Regions from separate parts of the Homo sapiens genome. Here region 2 is linked to region 1. The links are chromatin contacts, found by Hi-C in ENCODE. All regions are on one chromosome and are shown on one strand. Each heading gives the region's core, a stretch centred on a gene start or an enhancer-like site at or near the end of the contact. The rest is flanking DNA. Distances are from core to core; before and after follow the strand shown. Region 1 holds the start of ERBIN (erbb2 interacting protein). Region 2 holds the start of CENPH (centromere protein H).

Region 1 (3,335 bases), core at 211-2,710:
TGTCTCCCCGCCGGTATGAGGCTGAGACTTGGAGGAGGCTGAGCTGCGCCGCTGGGGAACAAGCTCGAAGGGCGGGCGTGGGAAGCTGCACCGCGCTGCCGCTGTGGTTTCCTGCGACCTGACCGTGCCATTAGAGGAAGTTGGAGTGCTGCAGCTGCAAGAGATACCTGCTGCCTTCAAATCAGGGCTGGACTCCAACAACCCCTGTGCACCGATTACTGTCGTACAAAGAAACTCCATCGGCCGGCGCGGCGGAGGCCTGTGGGCTCTCTATCTCTCTGGCTGGGCGCTGGGCCGCGAGCAGACAGCAGGGTCGGCGTTGCCAGCGTTCCCCACCCTGGGGGGCTCGGGAGTCCGGGAGTGCGGGGTCGGGGAGCGGGCAGGGAGCAGCGGGCAGGCCTCGAGGGGCCTGGGCCAGAGTGGGCCTCACGGCGCGCCTTGCACGCGAACCCACGGCCGCCGGCTGCCCCTCCCCCGGCCCCCGGCCCGCTGCCCCCAGCCGCCGACGTCGGCCCGCACCGCCCCCGCGCGCTGACTGGCCCGCGCAGGCCTCCTGCCCGGCTGTTGGCGGTTGGGGCGAAGCCGGCGGGAGGCCGCCCCGCCCCCGCCCCCGCCGCAGAGTCGCGGCGCGCAGCCTCTTCACCCGTCGCGGCCGGGGCGGTGGCGCTGTTGCCGCCGCGGCCTGTGAGGCAGTAACTCCCCTCCGCCCCTGCCCCATTCCTCCTCCTTTCTCTCCGCTCCCTCCGTCCTCCCTCCCCTCGCCGTCTCTCGCTCGAGTGAATGTGGCGCGGCGGCGCGGGACGCAGTCTCGGCCCCTGCCGCGGCCCCGCAAGCTCGTGAGGAGACGGAGCTGCCTCCTGCTCCCGCCCCCTGCGCGTCTCGGGGAGCCACCGCCGCTGGCGAAGGAGAACAAGCAGGGCAGCGGAGGGACGGTGGCGGGAAAACGGGAGAGGGAGGAGAAGAGGGTTCGAGGGCGAGTAGGGAAAGCGGGGAGGGACGGACGGAAGGACGGACGGCCCGACGGACGGCCCGGGGAGGGGGCCGCTATTGAGCCTGCCCGACTCCTCGGCTCCGGCTCCGGGTGGCGGCGGCAGCGGCGTCGCGGACGAAGGGCGCGGCAAGCGCTATCGAGACAATAACCCTGCCGCCCGGCTCTGGGGGCAACGGAGAGGAAGCGGTGGCGGCCTAGCGCGGCCGAGGCTCGCCGAGCGCCCGGGCAGCGTCCTCGCCCCCGCCGGCCGGGTGCTGCTGCCGTCCGGTGTGCCGGGCGCGCCGGTTGCCCGGAACCCGAGGCTCCCGGCGGCCGTCCCCTCCCCTCCCCCTCTCCGGTGCGCGCGGAGCTGGTTTTCCGGGTTCCCCTGGACGGAGCTGGATCCTGCTTCTCGCCAAGGCAGGAAGTGAGTTTCGCACTGCAATTCCGGGCGGTGTCACGAGTGAAAAGTTTTGTTTTTTTTTTTTTCGGCGGAGATCCTCGTTGGGGCTGGGAAACTCCTGCAAAACTCGAGACCAGGAAGCCAGCCCGCACCCCAACCCCCACCAAAGCCACCTACTCTTCTTCTGTGGGAGGCCAGTCCACATCCGCTCTCACCCGAGAGAGATATTCAGCTGGATCCAAAGTGACTGATGAAGGGAAGGAAATCATGTCAAGCGAAGCCTTGAAAAAGCTGCCCTGAGACGGTGTCCCGCCGAAAGGTAATTTTCACGAAAAGTGTCTCTGAGTCACAAAGTTCATGGGACTTTGTGACTCGGAAAAGAGATGATTCTTTAGTGTTTTTCACTCTTCTCCAAGTTGCCCTAAACCCTCCTTTTCTCATATCGAAGCGGTTAATAATTGAGGGGCTAAATAATCGAACTGCACCCCACCGCGTCCCTTCTCCCCCCTGCCCCCCCCACCATCTGGACTTTGAATTTTTTGGAAGAGGTTGTAAGAATGCGGTGGGACGAAAAGTTTTTAGTAATCCGAAGAACGATTGCCTTTGTTCAGCACAGGGGCCAGAAGTTTTGGCTTTCTGGAACGTATAGAGTGTATATTAAGTTGCTCAGCCAGGCACCTTCTGTTTGGGAAGAAAGTTTGGTCGCTGCAGTGAGTGATTTGCTGTTATTGAGATGGCTGCCGCGTTTGTTTATACTCATACCGATTATATTGGCGCTTGCGTTAATTGTATATAGAGGTATTTATTTTTATTTTTTTATTTCCAACCCTGATCAGTATATTTAGTTAGATTTTAGAAACCAAAAAATCTTGCCATTCTTAGTTGTTTTTCAGGGTGAGTAATATATTTCTTTAGTTGTGTGTAGTGTGTGTTTTTCAGACGTTTAGCGCCGTATAACTTGTTTAATTAATTGAAAGCAAGGATCGACTAGGCTTTTCTTGTAACTGATCCATTACGAAGAAAAAAGGAGTAAGGACTAAGAATAGGGAGAGATAATTAAACAACATTAACAACCTGTAAGACGTTTAATAGGACTTCTGTACAGTTCAGAACAGACGATGGGAGGGGAAGTAAAACGCTTAAAACGATTTTCAAGGGAATCACAGTGATTGTGATAAAAAGCTGTGCTTTTCGAGTAGTATGGTCTTTACATTTTTGTGTTGTCCCAAATGTTTTTGGTCGGTTCTGCATAAATAGTGATAGGTTCTGCCTACATCTGTGGGGGCAGGATTCATGAAGCATGGCAGACATTCCACCAGTCAGAGCTATGAACACTTCTGAACCAATGGGGACTAGTTTTGATAGCAGTAAACCCAAAGTTTTTTTCAGTGGTGTTTTAGTCTTTTTCTGTTTACTTTTTTTCCCGGTATTTTTGCGGTACAGGGAGGTGAAATACAATACTGTACTTTTGAATATATATTGAATAAATTTGGTAATCCTGTTGGTAGGTATATCCTAAATATATATTGATGTTTAGATTGCCTATGCTGTCTCACGTAATGACCGGAAACCCGAGGAGAGAGTTGATTTTCTTTAGTTCAAAGAGAAAAAATAAGTTTTAAAGATCAGGATCAAATTATTTCACAATTTGTTCTTTGCTACTTCAGCTTCATTAAGTACATCTCCAAAGGCAGTCCTTTATTTATTACTGTAGTTTTGATTTTTTTTTTCCTCCCCGGGGCATGGTCTCAGGAGATTCTTTTTTTTTTTCATTGTTGGTAAGATTTGTGAACCATGGAATAATTCTTGTTAAGTCAAACTAGCTTTATCAAAGAATTTAAAGTGCATAACTCATCTACTTTATGATTTTGGAACGTATCATTAGGCTGCAAAAGAGGTTATTCTTGGGCATCTGAAAGAGGTGAACAAAATAAATGGCATTGAACTTCAGTTTCCTTATAT
Region 2 (3,335 bases), core at 217-2,716, 3.3 Mb after region 1:
CTGGCGTGCATCTCTGGTGTGATCTCGGCTCACTGCAACCTCTGCTTCCCGGGATCAAAGGATTCTCCTGCCTCGGCCTCCCCAGTAGCTGGGATTACAGGTGCCCACCACCACGCCTGGCTAATTTTGTATTTTTAGTAGAGACGAGGTTTCTCCATGTTGGTCAGGCTGGTCTCCAACTCCTGACCTCGAGATCCTCCCCCCTCGGCTTCCCAAAGTGCTGGGATTATAGGTGTGAGCCACAGCGCCCGGCTTTTTTTTTTTTTTTTGAGACGGAGTTTCACTCTGTCACCCAGGCTGAAGTGCAGTGGCGCGATCTCAGCTCACTGCAACCTCCGCCCCCCCGGGTTCAAACGATTCTCCTGCCTCAGCCTCCTGAGTAGCTGGGATTACAGGCGCCCGCCACCACACGCAGCTAACTTTTGTATTTTTAGTAGAGACGGGGTTTCACCATGTTGGCCAGGCTGGTCTTGAATTCCTGACTTCAGGTGATCCACCCGCCTCAGCCCCCAAAGTGCTGGGAGTACAGGGGTGAGCCACCACGCCCAGCGAATTTAACTTTTGTCAGGAGCCGTATTACATTGACAATGGAGAGGAAGAAAACAGCACAGTATGATCAAGTTTAACTAGTGGGTAATTAGCTGTAAAAGAACTCTCGACTCTTGTTCAAAGAGGTTCAAGCTGCTGTGCTTGTGCGGCAAGGACAGTGTCCAAATGAAAAACTACAAATCAGTCATCTGTCCTTCATTTTCTCCATTCCCCCCACTCACTACACAGCTAAGAAAGCTCAAAGGTACCCTGCAGACACTCAAAACTTGAGGGCACGCAACTCTCAGTTACGAGTGGTGGCAATCATAATGACAGAATGAAGTACCAGTGCAAGAAACTGGAAGCGTGTGGATGTCTCCAGGCTGGAAGTCTGGGTTCGAAATGTCTGCAATGCCTCGCACTTGTGGCCCGTCCCTGATCTTCAGAAGCCACTGGTTTCTCCGCCAAACAAAGGGTATGCACCTCATGGGCTCAGGTCAAAAAAGTCTTCTAAACAACCCTCTAATGTTTATCTTTCACAGCCTGCCGGGCACACCCATCTTCAAAGGCAGAGGACGGAAAAGTGCCAAGATGGATGGACATATGGCTGTCGCCGCACTCCCGTGTCCAAGCGCCAAGGCCGAATGACCACTTAGGTCAGGAGATTTTTCCCCTCCAGGCTGCTGTTCCCGGGAGATGTCCCAACGTCTCTAGTCCAGCCCCTAACTCAGCACTCTACACATCCGACGCTTAACGAAAGCTATTCCAACTTTTTACCAGCCGTCTGCAGTTATTTTCACCAGTAGAGCCCGGATGAAAGAGGAGCCCGTAGTAACCACGGCAACCGAAAAACAAGGCGGAAAGGGTGGGGCCCTGGGCGGAAGGGGCGGGGCCCTCGGGCCTTTTCCCGGCGTCCATTTAGTGGCGGGAAAAGCGACCTTTTCTGAGCGCGTTTGCCTGTTGAGTGGTAGCCTTTCCCCTCAACCAGCAATGGAGGAGCAGCCCCAGATGCAAGACGCCGACGAGCCCGCGGACTCCGGAGGGGAAGGCCGGGCAGGCGGGCCACCGCAGGTCGCCGGCGCCCAGGCGGCGTGCAGCGAGGACCGCATGACCCTGCTCCTCAGGTTGTTCCCTTTGGCCTCCTCAGCCGGGGCCAAGTGGGCGTTGTGGCCCGGAACTCCGCCCTTGCTCAGAAGGGCTAGGGTTCGAATTCACGCTCGGTCACGTCAGGTCTCCGTGATTGCCTCATTCACTTAAACTGTTGAAGCTCTTTCTTCATCAGCGAAAAGGAGAGAAAAATGACCCCCTGGAGAGAGGTTACAAGGGTTAAATGAGATAGTCTAGGAAAGTGTTGAGCACAGTGCCCCGGGCCCTTAGAAGCTGTAATTTCTCCTCCTGTTTCCCCGCCCTCCCCCTACCTCTCTGGTTTACAGACAAATTGAATGCCAGAGCTAAACTGGAAGGAAGGTGCCCCTACCATTTCTTTTAGAACTACGACCCTTTGTAACCCAGAAGCTTTATATGTTATAAATTCTACTAAGCGGACGGTGTTTATACTTTTCCACTAAGCGGTTGCTGGGGAAGATTCGATGAGAAGGGACATTCGTCTTCTAAACTAGTGAGCAGGAGAAGGTCCTGGGCCAAATCTGCCTAACTGCCTATTTTTGTGTGACCACTCAAGCTAAGAATAGTTTTTATGTTTAAGTGTTGCAGGGAAAAGATCATAAAAATATTTCATAACACGTGAACTCTATTAGAAATTCAAGTTTCAGTTTCCATAAACAGTTTTATTGGAGTACAACTTTCCTGCCACAAGGGTGGAATTGAGTAGCTAAAACAGAGACCGTGTGACTCACAAACCCTAAAAAATTTACTATCAGGTCCTTTACAGAAAAAAATTTGCGGTCCTCTGTTCTATATCATAACAGAGGTAGTTTTAAAAAAATCATTATTGGCTGAGCGCGGTGGCTCACGCCTGTAATCCCAACACTTTGGGATGCCGAGGCAGACGGATCACCTTAAGTCAGGAGTTCAAGACCAGCCTGGCCAACCATGGCCAACATGGTGAAACCCCGTCTCTACTAAAAATACAAAAATTAGCTGGGCGTGGTGGCGGGCGCCTGTAATCCCAGCTACTCAGGAGGCTGAGGCAAGAGAATTGATTGAACCCGGGAGGCAGAGGTTGCAGTGAGCAGAAGATTGTGCCATTGCACTCCAGCCTGGGCAATAGAGCAAGACTCTTGACTCAAAAAAAAAAAATTAATTACCATTTTTTTCTTTCTTAAATGTTTTGAAAAATGAAAAGATGTCTATTTCTTTTTTATTGTTTTTTCCTCCTCACCCTTGCTGTCATCTTAAATTACCATTTGCTCATAGTTTTTCTACTTATGTATGATTTTTGGATTTATAGAACAACTGAAAAACTATATGAATTAGTAATCCAAGGATTAGTATCTTTGTTATTTTTCTGTATCTCCTGATAAAAATCTGTGTTTGTAAATACAGTGGTTTGGGGTTTAATCATTTTGGTCTATTCTTTGTATAGCATCCTCAGTTCAGTCTGGCCTATTAAAAATAATCTTAAGCGGCCGGGTGCGGTGGCTCACGCCTGTAATCCCAGCACTTTGGGAGGCCGAGGCGGGTGGATCACGAGGTCAGGAGATCAAGACCATCCTGGCTAACACGGTGAAACCCCATCTCTACTAAAAATACAAAAAATTAGCCGGGCATGGTGGCAGGCGCCTGTAGTCCCAGCTGCTTGGGAGCCTGAGGCAGGAGAATGGCGTGAACCCGGGAGGCGGAGCTTG

Evidence for each region. Hi-C counts contacts between places; a loop is a spot of excess contacts on that map. Pooled maps may share reads with other maps.
Region 2: a loop to region 1 is called in a pooled map, with 19 times the contacts of the local background. The contact joins the promoter of CENPH here to the promoter of ERBIN in region 1. A Hi-C loop is called at or near these places in 5 of 50 pooled maps.

Annotation. Positions count from the first base shown.
Region 1 is chr5:65,925,115-65,928,449 of GRCh38, forward strand. It overlaps ERBIN (erbb2 interacting protein), which reads left to right and starts at 1,461. Exons shown (of 26, transcript NM_001253697.2): 1 at 1,461-1,692. RefSeq lists enhancers at 1-185, 810-1,434, 1,395-1,614 and a silencer at 225-1,314.
Region 2 is chr5:69,188,117-69,191,451 of GRCh38, forward strand. It overlaps CENPH (centromere protein H), which reads left to right and starts at 1,467. Exons shown (of 9, transcript NM_022909.4): 1 at 1,467-1,652. The coding sequence starts at 1,519. LOC112267932 (a long non-coding RNA gene) reads right to left here and starts at 1,361. Exons shown (of 2, transcript XR_002956215.2): 1 at 875-1,361. RefSeq lists enhancers at 1,079-1,318, 1,246-1,540 and a silencer at 1,399-1,518.